2 separate regions of the Mus musculus genome follow, and region 2 is linked to region 1. Evidence: chromatin loops called from intact Hi-C (ENCODE). Cell type or tissue: left cerebral cortex. All regions are shown on one strand.

Evidence for each region. Peaks named below come from ENCODE experiments on the same cell type or tissue, not always from the same donor. Only the 100,000 strongest peaks of a DNase experiment are listed, where the experiment ranks them.
Region 2: it touches region 1 in a loop (7-fold over the local background); 4 of 42 quality-filtered maps call a loop at or near these places.

Annotation. Positions count from the first base shown.
Region 1 is chr6:57,681,047-57,689,046 of GRCm38, reverse strand. It overlaps Pyurf (Pigy upstream reading frame), which reads left to right. Exons shown (of 2, transcript NM_025574.3): 2 at 1-4,308. Among named protein-coding and RNA genes, the nearest start is that of Pyurf, 7.0 kb to the left of the region's middle. In left cerebral cortex, no CTCF peak of the experiment used is centred here; a DNase peak (open chromatin) is centred at 4,704; H3K27ac peaks cover 463 bases.
Region 2 is chr6:57,606,700-57,614,699 of GRCm38, reverse strand. It overlaps Herc6 (hect domain and RLD 6), which reads right to left. Exons shown (of 23, transcript NM_025992.2): 7 at 7,522-7,658; 8 at 6,993-7,066; 9 at 3,779-3,897; 10 at 2,866-2,925. Among named protein-coding and RNA genes, the nearest start is that of Herc6, 30 kb to the right of the region's middle. In left cerebral cortex, a CTCF peak has its summit at 4,889 (motif pointing left); DNase peaks (open chromatin) are centred at 4,832, 6,511 and 7,579; H3K27ac peaks cover 1,358 bases.

The sequences.
Region 1 (8,000 bases):
CACAGTTTACCACCAAGCCCAGTTTGCAGTGGTGGAAGGATGTCTGCTTGAATGGATGGTTTTATCTCAAGAGTCTGATAGGAAGAGAACATGTGAAAATAGTTTATGTAACTACATTTTCTATACAGAGTCATTTACTATTCAAAATAGAATCGTTCTCCAGGGAGGTCCCTTCAGTAGGTAAAGTCCGGAGTGGGAAGCTGGTTATATCCTTTTAAGTTTAGTGTTTCAAAGTACACTCCAGTTTCTCTTGCCCTGGAAAATGTGAAGAGTCCTCCGGCCTTTAACCTCAGTTTTCTAGAAGTGTAACAGAGCTGATTGAGGATGATATAGTATCTACGTTAGAAACAGAGCCTGAGTTTCTCAGTCCTTCCCCTAAAGAAATGCAAGAATTGCTTATAAATTTAATTGGTTGCACATGCCCCGGCCCAACGCCTTGTGTATGTTAGGCAAGTGTGTGACCACTGAAATCCTCTCCCCCTGATTTATTAATCTACTCTCTGTGTGGGGAAGAGCCATAGCATGGGGAAGTCACAGAACAGATTGGTGGAGTTGATTCTTTCCTTGCACCATTGGGTGATGGAGCCTCAAGTCAGGTGGCCAGGCTTGGTGGTGAGACCTTTATCATCCTAATTGTCTCACTGGCCCTTAATTGATTCGTAATGAGCTAGCCTCCTAGACTAGTTTAATAAAAGATGTACATGATTCTCCCTGGGAAAGAGAAAATTAAAGCCTGTCATACATGTCTCCTATTTTCAATATTATTAAGTATAAGTTGCATTCTTATATTATCCAGTGGCAACACAGAGCTGAACTAGATCATAGAGCTTCTCCATTCCTGAAGTGGAGTTTTTAGCCCTGAATTTCACATTTAACCAACTGAAAGCTGTGGACAATGTAAATGAACAGTTTTGCCCTTAAAGCTAGTGTCAACCTGATAAGTCAGTTGCAGCTTTTTTAACTTAATCATTTGAGCAGTTGTCTCTAAGGGAGCTCAGTATTTATTCTCTCATCAAAGAATCTACTTGTACAAAGAACCCTGGGTGCAGTTATTGGCATAGTACAGAGTCTTTATTTTCAGAACCTGGAGAGGAGGTAATAGCACAGTTTTACAGATAGACAAACAAGCATTTCAGTATCGACTTGAGCCAGGGAGTTCCTCTGAATCCCAGCACTTGAGATGTGCAGCAGGATGAGGAAGTCAGTCAAGGACATCTTGAGCTAGAGAACTGTTTATCAAAACTCTAATGAAGCCCATTGGGTCAGCAAGAAGACAAGTAAGAAAAGGAAGGTGTTTCAATGGTAGGGGCATTAAGAGGGTACTGGGACAAAAATGATCAGAATACATTTTATGCATGGATAAAATATTCTATTTTGCATAATTAATATGTTTACTCAGAAAATAATAGTAGATGTGTCTTAGTTGGGGTTTCTATTGCTGCCATGAAATATGATGATCAAAAGCAAGTTGGGGAGGAAAGGGTTTATTTGGCTTACATTTCCATCACAATCATCAAAGAAGGTCAGGACAAAAACCTCAAACAGGGCAGGAACCTGGAGGCAGGAGCTGATATAGATGCTGCTCACTGGCTTGCTCTCATGGTTATGCTCAGTCTAACTACTTCCTTATAGAACCCAGGACTAGAATGGCAGGTCGTGTCTCAATAGCACACTAGGCCAAGGCAGTTCCACATGGAAGAGGTTTTATTGGAAGGGAGAGACAAGGTAGTGGCAGAAAGAGAAGATGGGAGAAAGAGAATGAGAAAGGGGCATTCTCCTTATTTATATGGAAAATGACGTAACACAGGTAAAGGTGAGAGGTGAGCCAAGTGGATGCTAGAAATATTGGTGCCTGTTGGCAACCAATCTGCAGGCCGCGCTGTCACCTATGTGTGTTATAGATTTGGGATGTCCTGATGTCAACAACCAGCCTATGGATGGAACCACTCAATGGGTTGGTCCCTACCCTATTGATCACTAAGAAAATGCCCTACAGGTTTGCCGAGAGCCCAGTCTTAGGGAGGAATTTTCTCAATTGAGGTTCCTTCCTCTCAGATGATTTTAGCATGTTTCAAGTTGACAAAAACTATCCAGCACAAGGTAATACCAGACACATCTAGCTACCCACGTTTATTGTTTTCTGTGAGTCTGAATAAACTCTCAAGGGAACAGGACCCTTTCCCAAGAATAAAGATTTAAGCTAACCTAACAGATAATGGCTGTAGTAGTAGGCGCAAAATAGCACGTTTGCCTTCATGTTTAATAAAAATAGTTTACACTACTCACATCAAGGATTCATTATATTTCCTCAATAATACTACGGTGTTTTTTTTTTTCAAATGATGGTTTTATTGTTCCAATAGTACGTGATTTAATGTTATTTTTAGTATTTTATTTATAATTGTAAAAGTTGACTAAGAAAAGGTCAGCGATACACAATATGTCCCATGAATTAAAATTCCTGAATATTCTATATTTTCATTCTTTGAGTCTACAAGGAGATAATATGGGCCATCCTTACCAGTTATTTCCCAACCCAAACTAGCTCCTTTCATCTTTGGTAGTCCATCTTTTTAATAGGAAGACCTCTGAGACTCAGGAATTTAAGGTACTGTTGATTGACGTGACCTCAGTGACTCCTGTTGTAGAAATTAAAAAGGAGTAACAGTGATAGGCTTAAGAATACATCAAATTTATAAGCATATGTGAGTATATTCCATGATAGTTTTTAAAGTAAAGTTTTTAATTTTCACCATTAGCACTTTTGAAATATTGCCAATAGAATTAACACCTGATGCAAAGTACACATTCCTGCTGCAAAGGGAGAAGGGTATTTCTTGTTATTGCATTCATCAGACTGTGGGAAATCTCAAGGGTTCTTTTTGCCATCAAATATTGCATACCCACTAGACAACTGATAATATGATGAAGTGGTAATCAAGGCAGATGAACTTCAACCTAAACAGCTTAGAAAAATCCTTGGTCTTGTACATGTGTTCACTGGTGAGAATGTTCTCTAAGTTAACTCCAAGATGTGTGGCTGGTGTCTCATTAATGGCATCCTTGTTTGTGTTTAATGAGAGTCTTTATTTTATTTATTTTGCTTCATAATTCTCAATGTAAGAGATACATTTAAATTCTCATACACGTTATGAATGTGTCTGCAAGGTATTCAGTGCTAGAAAATAAGTGTTGCAAAATGATAGTTATCAGAACAGCACAGGTTTATGTCTACTTAGTGTCTGGGTTGCGCCATGGAAGCTAATTATTTGTTTATTCTCATCCAGCAGTCCTAACCTGTGAGTTGTGACCTGCATTATGATTCATAGCAGTAGCAAAATTATAGTTTTGAAGTAGCAATGAAATAGATTTATGGTTTGGGGTCACTAACATGAGGAACCATGTCAAAGGGTCACAGCATTAAGAGGTTGGACATAAGGTTGAGAAGCACTGGTCTTAGGTATAGATACTGGCCCAGATGTTTGGTATCCACACTAACATGGAACACTTGTCTTTTCTACCTTCATATCTGGTTCAGACAAAGTTCAGAATTTCTCTTACATTTTACTACAGTGGACACATGAAAGATGTTTAATTCAGGATTCTGGATTTTATTGTAGCTTGATCACAGGGGAAGAAATATAAACGATTTCAGGTAGAATTGCTACATGACTAAAACTGGAGGTCCAAAAATGTTGCATACCTTCTTTCCTTGTAAAAGGGGTGTGTGTGTGTGTGTGTGTGTGTGTGTGTGTGTGTGTGCTATTAAAATTTTACTTATTAGCAAAAACAAAACAAAAATCTACAAGCAAACAAACAAAAACAAAAACCTGCCTTAAAATAGCATTTACACATTAGATCAAAATACAACAATCCAGAAAGTTGGCCTAAGTCAGTTTTCTTCACTACTAAATAACATTCATCTTCATTTTGAGAAAATTTCTGTTTACAAAGAAAATAAGAACCAAAATGTATAGATTCTAATTCGTTAGGCTGTTAGTTTTTACTGTCTAAAGTACCATATACTTCAGTTAGGAGCATTGAAACTTAATGTTCTGTAGCACAATAGGGTGACTAAACTTCATGACATTTTATAAAGTACAAGAAATATCCTTAACAAAATGTTTATGGACAGGGCCATTAGTCTCCTTATTTGATCATAGTATAATGTGTACATGTATCATGCCCTTTGAGTATATGTAATTTTGTGTCAATTTAAAAGACACCTTATATTTTAGTTTGTTACATTATATTATGATTGCCTGCTTTTTATCTTCTGTCTAGACAGTAAACTCTTGTTCCAATTTTGCTTTCCTTTGGGTGCTTGATTGAACCCCAGAACCTTCTGTGTGGTAGATTACCATCACAACATTTTTATTATTTTTTTAAAGATTTATTTTATTCATGAATGTCTGTGTGAATATGCTCACACATATGCAGGTGACATGGAGACTCAAAAGACAGAGCAGGTTCCTTGGGTTTGGAGTCTCAGGTATATGTAGGTATTAGAACCCAAACTGTAATCCTCTGATAGAGGAGCAAGTACTCATAACTCCTGAGGCATCTTTCCTGCTCCTTGTTTGTTTGAGGCAGAATCTTTAAGCTCAGGGTGAAGTTCATACAGATCCTCCTGCCTCCTGGATGCTGGTTTTGCAGTCATGAGCCATCACACTTGGCTGTCACGACATTTCTAAAATAAGGCTTAGTACAAAGCAGGGAAGACATGACTCAGACAAGTCTTACTAATTTTTAGTGGTTTTATTTATCCTTAGACAGTCTTATACAGTGTATCTTAACCATATATACCCCCAATTTCACCCCTAACACATGGCCCTCCCACCTTCCTATCCTTCCCCCCTTTTTAAAATAACACAGTGAATTCAATTTGTGATGCCTGAATAAGCACAAGTTGCTTATCAGCAAGTCTTACCATTTCAGCCCAATTAACATCTCAGGTTCATCTTGAGAATAGGAAAACCTTTTGTTTATATAGAATTATGAGGATCAGGGTTGAGGAGATGGCTCAGTGGGTAAAAGTACTTTATCAAGCATGAGGACACCATTTCGAATGCCTAAAACCCCCACATTTTACAAAGTGGGTGTAGTTACAAAACCTCTGTAGTCATAGCACTGCAGAGTGCAGAGACAGGTTAGGTAGGTCTTACTGGCTGGTAGCCTAGCTCCAGATTCAGTGGAAATGCCTCAATGGAATAACACAGTTATACAGTGTATAATAAAGTAATAAAATAGACTATGCGGTGACCTCAGCCTCCATGTGCATGCACCCAGGCACATGTGTATCTACACATAAATAGATATATGACATATACAAAAAAAAGTTTAAATTCTGATCATCAAGATGAAATTTACATGTGAAAGATCTTTATAAAGAATTAAAAGGATACACAGGTCCTGCCAGGAGAGAGCTGGTCTCCCAGAAGTGCCCTCACTCCCGAGCTCAGAGGTGAGATCTCCAATAACTGTCCAAAGCAGGACCAGCCAGGAGCACACAAGGCACAGGAACAGTGGAGCAGATGAAACAGGATTCTTTCAGTCTCCATCTGTACCTGAGAGCTGGGGGTTATTCCATATCTCCTTGTATACAGGTGCTGCTATAAGAGAGCTGGTCTACCAGCAGTGCTGACACAGGCTTACAGGCACACAGGAGGGACAAGCTCCAGCCAGAGACAGAAAGACCAGAGAAAACCAGATGGCAAAAGGCAACCACAAGAACTTTACCAATGAAAATCAAGGCTATTTGGCATCATCAGAATCCAGTTCTCCTAACACAGCCAGTCATGGATAACCCAACACACAAGAAAAGCACGATTTGGATTTAAAATCACATCTTATGGTGCTGATAGGGGACTTTAAGCAGGAGATAAATAACTTCCTTAAAGAAATACAGGAGAACACAGGTTAATAGGTAGAAGCCCTTAAAAGGGAAATACACGCACACACATACACACAGAAAAAAAAAAAAAAACCCTTAAAGATTTACAGAAGAAACATAACCAAACAGGTGAAGAAATTGAACAAACCCATCCAGGATCTAAACATGGAAATAAAAACAATAAAGAAATTACAAAGTGAGACAACCCTGGAGATAGAAAACCTAGGAAAGAGATCAGGAGTCATAGATGCAAGCATCACCAACAGAATACAAGACATAGAAGAGAAAATTCTCAGGCTCAGAATATACCATAGAAAACATTGACACAACTATAAAAGAAAATGCAAAATCCGAAATGCTCCTAACCCAAAACATTGTGTCAGAAAATCCAGGACACAATGAGAAGACCAAACCTAAGGATAATAGGTATAGAAGAGAGTGAAAATTCCCAACTTAAAGGGCCAGTAAATATCAACAAAATTATTCAAGAAAACTTTCCTAACCTAAAGAAAGAGATGCCGTGAACATACAAGAAGCCTACAGAACTCCAAATAGATTGGACCAGAAAAGAAATTTCTCCCTTCACATAATAATCACAACACCAAATGCACAAAACAAAGAAAGAATATTAAAGCAGTAAGGGAAAAAGGCAGACCTATCAGAATTATACCAGACTTCTCTTCATAGACTAAGAAAGGCAGAAGATCCTGGGCAGATGTCATACAGACTCTAAGAGAACACAAATACCAACCAAGGCTACTATATACAACAAAACTCTATTACCATAGATGAAAAACCAAGATATTCTATGACAAAACCAAATTTACACAATATCTTTCCAATTTACACAGTATCTTTCCACAAATCCAGCTCTTCAAAGAATAATAAATGAAAAATGCCAACACAAGAAGAGAAACTACACCTTAGAAAAAGCAAGAAAATAATCTTTTAACAAACCAAAAAGAAGATAGCCATATAAACATAATTCCAACTTTAACAACAAAAATAACAGGATGCAACAATCACATTTTCTTAGTATCTCTTAATATCAATGGACTCAATTCTCCAATAAAAAGACATAGACCAACAAACTGGATACGTAAATGGGACCCAACATTTTGCTGCATACAGGAAATCCACCTCAGTGGCAAAGACAGACAATACCTCAGAGTAAAAGGCTGGAAAAAACTTTTCCAAGCAAATTGTCCCAAGAAACAAGCTAGAGTAGCCTTTCTAATATCAAGTAAAATTGGCATTTAACCTAAAGTTATCAAAAAAGATAAGGAAGGACACATCATATTCATCTAAGGAAAAACTTCCCTAACCTAAAGAAAGAGATGCCGGGCTGGTGAGATGGCTCAGTGGGTAAGAGCACCCGACTGCTCTTCCGAAGGTCCGGAGTTCAAATCCCAGCAACCACATGGTGGCTCACAACCATCTGTAACAAGATCTGACGCCCTCTTCTGGAGTGTCTGAAGACAGCTACAGTGTACTTACATATAATAAATAAATAAATCTTTAAATTAAAAAAAAAAAAGATGCCAATGAAGAAGAACCAAGAAGAACTCTCAATTCTGAACATCTATGCTCAAATCAAGGGCACCCACATTCATAAAAGAAACTTTACTAAAGCTCAAAGCACATATTGCACCTCACACAAAATAGTGGGAGACTTCAACACCCCACTCTTATTAATGGGCAAATTATGGAAACAAATTAAGCAGAGACACAGTGAAACTAACAACACAGTGAAACTAGCAGAAGTTATGAACCAAATGGACTTAACAGATATCTATAGAACATACTACCCTAAAACAAAAGAATATACCTTCTTCTCAGCACCTCACTAAATCTCCTCCAAAAATGACCATATAATCTGTCACAAAATAGGCGTCAACAAGAAGATGGAAATAATCCCATGCATCCTATCAGATCACCAGGGACTAAGGCTAGTCTTCAATAGCAGCAAAAACAACAGAAAGCTCACATACACATGGAAGCTGAACAATGCCCTACTCAAGGATCACTTGGTCAAGTAAGAAATAAAGAAAGAAATTAAATACTTTTTAGAATTTAATGAAAATGAAGCCACAACATATGCAAACTT
Region 2 (8,000 bases), 74 kb after region 1:
TGACTGGTGTGAGGTGGAATCTTAGGGTTGCTTTGATTTGCATTTCCCTGATGATTAAGGATGCTGAACATTTTTTCAGGTGCTTCTCAGCCATTTGTTATTCCTCAGGTGAGAATTCTTTGTTTAGCTCTGCACCTCATTTTATAATGGGGTTATTTGATTTTCTGGAGTCCACCTTTTTGAGTTCTTTATATATACTGGATATTAGTCCCCTATCTGATTTAGGATAGGTAAAGATCCTTTCCCAATCTGATGGTGTCCTTTTTGTCTTATTGACCATGTCTTTTGCCTTATGGAAGCTTTGCAATTTTATGAGGTTCCATTTGTCAATTTTCGATCTTACAGCACAAGTCATTGCTGTTCTATTTAGGAATTTTTCCCCTGTGCTCATATCTTCAAGACTTTCCCCCACTCTCTCCTCTATAAGTTTCACTGTCTCTGGTTTTATGTGGAGTTCCTTAATCCACTTAGATTTGACCTTAGTACAAGGAGATAGGAATGGATCAATTCTCATTCTTCTACATGATAACAACCAGTTGTGCCAGCATCATTTGTTGAAAATGCTTTTTTCCACTGGACAGTTTTTGCTCCCTTGTCAAAGATCAAGTGACCATAGGTGTGTGAGTTCATTTCTGGGTCTTCAATTCTATTCCATTGGTCTACTTGTCTGTCGCCATACCAGTACCATGCAGTTTTTAATCACAATTTCTCTGTAGTACAGCTTTAGATCAGGCATGGTGATTCCCCCAGAGGTTCTTTTATCCTTGAGAAGAGTTTTTGCTATCCTAGGTTTTTTTTTTATTCCAGATGAGTTTGCAGATTGCCCTTTCTAATTCATTGAAGAATTGAGTTGGAATTTTGATGGGGATTGCATTGAATCTGTAGATAGCTTTTGACAAGATAGGCATTTTTACTATATTGATCCTACCAATCCATGAGCATGGGAGATCTTTCCATCTTCTGAGATCTTCTTTAATTTCTTTCTTCAGAGACTAGAAGTTCTTATCATACAGATCTCTCACTTCCTTAGTTAGAGTCACACCAAGGTATTTTATATTATTTGTGACTATTGAGAAGAGTGTTGTTTCCCTAATTTCTTTTTCAGCCTGTTTATTCTTTGTGTAGAGAAAGGCCATTGACATGTTTGAGTTAATTTTATATCCAGCTACTTCATTGAAGCTGTTTATCAGGCTTAGGAGTTCTCTGGTGGAATTTTTAGGGTCACTTATATATACTATCATATCATCTGCAAAAAGTGATATTTTGACTTCTTCCTTTCCAATTTGTATCCCCTAGATCTCCTTTTGTTGTCGAATTGCTCTGGCTAGGACTTCAAGTACAATGTTGAATAGGTAGGGAGAAAGTGGGCAGCCTTGTCTAGTCCCTGATTTTAGTGGGATTGCTTCCAGCTTCTCACAATTTACTTTGATGTTGGGTACTGGTTTGCTGTAGATTGCTTTTTATCATGTTTAAGTATGGGCCTTGAATTCCTGATCTTTCCAAGACTTTTATCATGAATGGGTGTTAGATTTTGTCAAATGTTTTCTCAGCATCTAATGAGATGATCATGTGGTTTTTGTCTTTAAGTTTGTTTATATAATGGATTATGTTGATGGATTTCCGTATATGAAACCACCCAGCAGGGAAGAATCTTATAGCTCGATTGCAACTTGATTTCTCAATATCATCAATCCAAGGCATGCGGTCTTCTCCAACAGAATCTTACCAACTAGTTCTAGTGGTGGTTTGCTCTTGTTACAAAAATAAAATGAAATACAAGTTGCATAGCAAAAGATACCCAATATCCTTTGAAGGCTTTCACCTTTATATATACAAGCATCACACACACACACACACACACACACACACACACACACACACACACAAACTGAGATGGTTAGTCTTATATCAACTTGACACAAACTAGAATCATAAGATAGGAGGGAGCTTCAACTGACAAAATGTTTCCATAAGATCAAGCTATAGGAAAGCCTATAGCACATTTTCTTCATTAGTGACTGATGAGGGAGGGACCAGGCCATTTTGGGTTGGGCCACCCCTGAGCTGCTGGTCTTGATATCTGTAAGACATTAATTAAGCTGAGGAGGTCCTGAGGATCAAGCCATTAAGGAGCACCCCTCCATGGCCTCTGGGTCAGATACTGCCTCCGGATTCCTACCCTGCTGGAGTTCCTATCCCGACTTCCTTCAATGATGAACAGTGATTTGTAAGCATAAGCTAAACAAACCCTTTTCTCTCCAAATTGCTTTTGGTCATATTCTTTCATTACAGCAATAGTAACCGTAATTAAGACACATGCAAAGAAAGAAAAAAGACGTGATGGAATTTCTGGGAATGTGGATCGTGTGTGTGTGTGTGTGTGTGTGTGTGAGAGAGAGAGAGAGAGAGAGAGAGAGAGAGAGAGAGAGAGAGAGATTCCTAAGAGATATAGATGGCCCAAACACTGAACATTAAAAGAATTACTTAAACTATTAGGTAATGTCAGCTGCTAGGAGATGAGGACAGGAGGGTCAGATATGTAGGGTCCTCCTCAACTACACAGGAAGGTCAAGGCCAGCTGGTCTACATGAGAGTCCTGGCTTTGAGATAGTAAAGCATGTTTAAGTACAGCTGTTTATCTGTAGATATGAATAGCCTGACCAAAATGCCATTCCCTCCCATTAGACAACAGAGGGAGGAATATGGAGGAGTTAGTTTATAGCATGAAAGAATCTTTTATCAACCAGAGAATTCTCTATGTTGGAATCCATGTGATGACAAAATTCACACTCAATCTGGTTCTATAAGTTTCCTTTTAAACGGCCCCCAGTATTTTAGATAAAGTAAATTCCACTGAAGCTTTACCTTTTCTTCAGAAAGCTCGCTGTCAAACAAGCAGAAGATGAAAATATCAAGCTGATTTCTCTGCAAACATAATAACAAGACAAGGGAAAAGTCACATTTGGACACTGTGAGGTGACATTGCCATATGCCAGTGCTTCTCAACCTGTGAACTGCAACCTCTTTTGGGGGGTCAAATGACAATTTCATAAGGGTGGACTAAGGCCATTGGGAATACCAAATATTTACATTATGATTCATAATAGTAGCAAAATTAATTATGAAATACCAAAAATAATAATTTTATGGTTGAAGATCACCACACATGAGGGACTGTATTAAAATGTCACAGTATTAGGAAGGTTGAGAACCACTGTCATATGCAAATGTGTTGAGCAGTACTTACAGGTATTCTAGGATTCATGTAACCTGTGGGCTGCAGGATAGAAATACCTATAGCCTCCTTTATCTTATATAAAAATAGAGTTCTAGACTCATTATTAATATCCACATTATGAGCATATAACTTATAGATGTTACTAATGAGTATCACCAAAACGCTTTATAGTTATTTTTCTATGCATTTGCATTTAAATAATGAATACAACCAGTTAGTCTAAAGGCCTAAATTCTGACCGAGAGTGAATCAACTATGAAGACCCAAAAGCAGTACAACTTGCTGCTAAGATCCATTCATACATCTCCCTTACTTAGAAAGGTACATGCCATGTACATTCTCCCTGTAGCTCTTATATTAAATAAACTATTAATTACAAATGCACATTAATGACAAATCCAACCAAAAGTTAATAAAAGAGAATCATACCCAAAATGTAAATTCTGTTAGGACAAAGCTAAACCTCTCTCTCACAGCTAGGACAAAGTGATTAGGACTTCAGAATCACAGAAGGGACTCTAAGTCATCAAGCTGAGTCACCTTTTGGCGCCTTCACGATCTTTTCTTTTATTTGCTGCTCTCCATTTCTTTACCAGAGACTGGTTGATTCGGATTATTTCTGGCAGGATTTTCATGGAAACACCTGTAGACCTAGTATGCTTTAAGGAAGAAAATAAAGACAAAAATGACCAGGGGAATGCACATACACTTTGAGTGACAATCAGTAAAGTGCCAGGCACAGGCAAGGCCTGTCCTCTTGCATAGGTGTTTGGTGGGTTGAGCTTTTGCTTCAGGGTGAACATTCTGTTTCCTAACTTGTGCCATTTTGCTTGGTCTGGATTTTAAAAAGTGTAATAATGCAAGAAAAGATTAAAAATAGAGACAGATAGGTGCTTATAAATCAATATTCATCTTACCATCCTTCAAACGGCCATACTATCGATCAACAGATGAATGCATTTTCAATGTGATAATATAATATGCAGTGAAATATTACTCAGCATTGAAAGTGATACTATAATATAATGTAGGTGTATTCTAGACCATGCTAAGTGGAAATAAATCAATTAAAAAATAGGAGACATTTTATGATTCCATATATAAAGTATGGCAAACTTATAGAAATAAAGAAGAAATTAGCTAGGACTGAGGAGGCCAGGGAATGAGGAATTATTATTTAATAGATATCAAGTGTCTGCTTGCGATGACTAAAATGTTTGAGAAACAGTGATGATACTTAATGGCATTATGAATGCAATTAATGCCACAGAAAATTGTAGGCAATGTGTTTCAAATGCCACATACACAATCTTATATGTAATTTGAGATAGGGTCTCACTATATAGCCAAGAGTGACACTACACTCATACACACACACACACACACACACAAACACACACACATACACTACTTTTCTTCAATCAAATAAAATCCTCTGGAAAAATATGTACAAATACAATGCTTCAAGTGTCCCTACCCACTGTGCTGGTGATGGGCTCTATGCCAGGATTTTATTCAGACTCAGCCACATTTCCAGCTCCTACCTGAGCACTTTGATTTAAATCCCAGTGGTTTGGAAATTTACCAATCACAACGGTTTATTTTCTCTTGTATCTAAGCATCTCAGTACAACCATCTGCCCCCTACCGGCAGTTATGTATCATTTATTTTCCTCTAGCTTCTCCTTGAAAACTTCACAAGCTTCTTGTCACTTGTGCTCACCACTGCTCCTGTCCTCATGCTCCCTGTCCTCATTCTTGACAACTTCAAAGGTGATGACAGAAGTCTATCTCTTGCTTCAACATCTCAGCTCCCAATCTCACCTCTACTCCTTTCTCTCCTCATTTTAGCTACTCCTGACAGGGAGAAGGGTTCCAAACGGAAGCGATTGACTCCTGGGATTAGATAATTCTTTGTTGTGAAGGATACTACACATAGTAAGATATTTAGTACTCACTGTTCCTAGCCCTTACCCACTAGAAGCTAGTAGTAGTCACTGTCAGCATACCAATCTAAAATGCCTACAGACAGAACCAAATGATTGTTAGAATGCAAAATGACCCTTACTTAAAAAGCATGAACTTATGTCTAGGGCATAAACTGGACTTTTACACTAACAATTGCTCCATTTTTAAGCACCCATTCAGAACAGTCTCTCTAACCATGCATCAGATCTCGCTCTTCGACCATCTCGTTACTCTGGAACTAGCTTAGCTCCTAAACTTCACTCTTCTGATCACTCCCACAACTCCTTTAGGCCTCCCTTATTGGACTGCAAAATTCCTTCTTGTCATTATGTTCAAGTCTGGATTACTCCAAAGTCAGTTCCCAATGCCTGACACCACTGAAGACAACTGCCCATCGTGCTGGCCAACCACATTCAATCTGTGATCACAAATTTCAAATGGGCACTTCCAAAGACAGTTGCTTTCTCTTATTCTGAGACAACCATTGCTCCTCTCCTTGCCTTCCCCCACATTCCTTTGCTTCTCTCACTCTCACATCAGCTTTGGTCATCAAGCAGTACTATGCACCAACTCATCCTCATCTGCAGCCACAACAGCATATTTCTTTCCTGAGACATCTCAATTCTACACTACATTCTCTCAACTTGACATAAAGCTTAGGGAATCTCAATTGAACTGGCTCTATCAGACTGGCCTACGTTGTTTGCTTCTATAGAGCATTTTCTTGATGAATGATTGATGGGTGAGGCCTAGGTGACTGTAGGTGGTGCCATGCCCAGGCAGATGAGCCCGAGCTATATAAGAAAAGTAACAGAACAACCTACAGCAAGACAGGAAGCAGTGTTCCTCCAGGCTCTCTACTTCAGTTCCTGCCTCCAGGTTCCTGCCCTGAGAACCTACCCTGACTTCCCTTCATGATGGACTAGTAAGCTGTAAGCCAGTTCAACCCTTTCATCTCCAGTTTGCTTTTGGTCACAGTGTTTTATTACAGCCACAGTGAGAAGAACTGCTACAGCACTGGACTCTGTTTTCTCTCTCCTGCTCTGGGACATTCTTCTGCCACTCATGAGAAACCATCCCATTATCTTCTAATTTTACTTTCTTGTTAAAATGTCTCTGTTGTCAAAATCCTTGTTTCCACTTCCTCTCCTCTTCTTGCATTGACCCCACACCAGGGTTTATTGCTCTCTGTTAAAATTAAGCTCTGTGCTTGTCTGTCTTGACTTTCCTGCAGAGATGCTTCTCTGGAAAAAGCTGCCTCCAAGTTCCCAAATAAGAAACCATTCTTTCACATCTTTTTATTTGGTTCCTCCCCTGCTTTCCCAACTGTGCACGGTAGCCTGATTTTGTACCTCTTCTTCCCCTCTGTCTCAGGCATCTCCCCTGCCCCATCTTCCCTCTCTTCTTTTGTCTTAAGCCTGCCCCTCATTGCCCACATCTTTCTCCTGCCATCCCCATTTCGAGATGAAATTCAGGGTTCTTGATTTTGCACTCAAGACAAGTACTCTCGCACTGAGCTACAGCCCCAGCCCTCAGTTCGTTTTTGGAGACAAGGTCTTGTTGACATTTCTACCATTTTAATAGAGGAACACATTAGTAAGAGATCTGAAAATGAATAATATACTGTCTCAAACAATACTCTGAAATTTAGGGAATGGTGGGTACAGCTCAGAAGAAAGTGCTTACCTAGCATACACAAGGCTCTGGGTTTGAGTCCCCAGCACCAGGAAAGTAAGAATTCCTGAAATCTAGAGGGAAAAATAAGTCTAAAAAGGAATAACACATACTGATACCCGACGAGTTGTCACAAAGTTGGCGTGTGCTCCAGCAAAAATGTCTTTGACTTCAATATCCACAAGGTCTATAAAATTAAGAGATCCACGTTCAAAGTTTTACTGGGGAAAAATAAACCTATATATAATTAAGTTAAATTTATTCATTTGTTAGAAATGTATACTCTCCTAAATTCTGACTACAAATGGCATAAGAATTAATTTTGACCAGATCAAATATTATTTATTCATTCAATAAACATTTATAGTTGTCTAGGCCCTTGCAAAACGAATCAGGGTTAACTTACTTAACTATTTGCTTGAATGTAGCAAACCATGTTGTTTATATAATTAACTAATTTGATGTCTTTTGAATCACTTAAATCTTTAGAAATGATTACCTATTACTCCAGGAAAAAGATTCAGCAGTTTAAATTGAAAGCACTAAGAACCAAAATCATAGTTCAGTGGGATCCTGTGAAAGAAGACTGAATGCGATGTCTCTTTCAGTCAATCAGTCACGAGCTAGTGGAAATATTCATACCCTCTGCAGCTAGCAGGCAGGTAATATCAGAGTTCTCTGCGGGGGCCTCCTGATGAGTTGGGTTGCTTGTGTGACTTGGTCCACGGCCTAAAGATACCACCTGACCAGTGGTGTAGACATATGCAATGGTGTGATAACTACAATATAAAATACAATAACAGTGACAATATGATAGTCCAAAGAACCAAACACCCATGAGTTTAAAAAGAAATGGAAATGACAGATTTACCTTCACCATACAGCCAGCTGTCTCATTATAGTATTTGTGTTGCAGAGTACTAGGCCTAGGCCTCCTTCAATCCCTGAAGAGGTGGTATTAACATACTATGTGGCTTTTTTTTTTTTTTTTTTTTTTTTTTGGTTCTGTGTTGAGACAGAAGCATGGTGGCGCACATCTTTAATCCCAGCACTTGGGAGGCAGAGGCAGGTGAATTTCGGAGTTCGAGGCCAGCCTGGTCTACAAAGTGAGTTCCAGGACA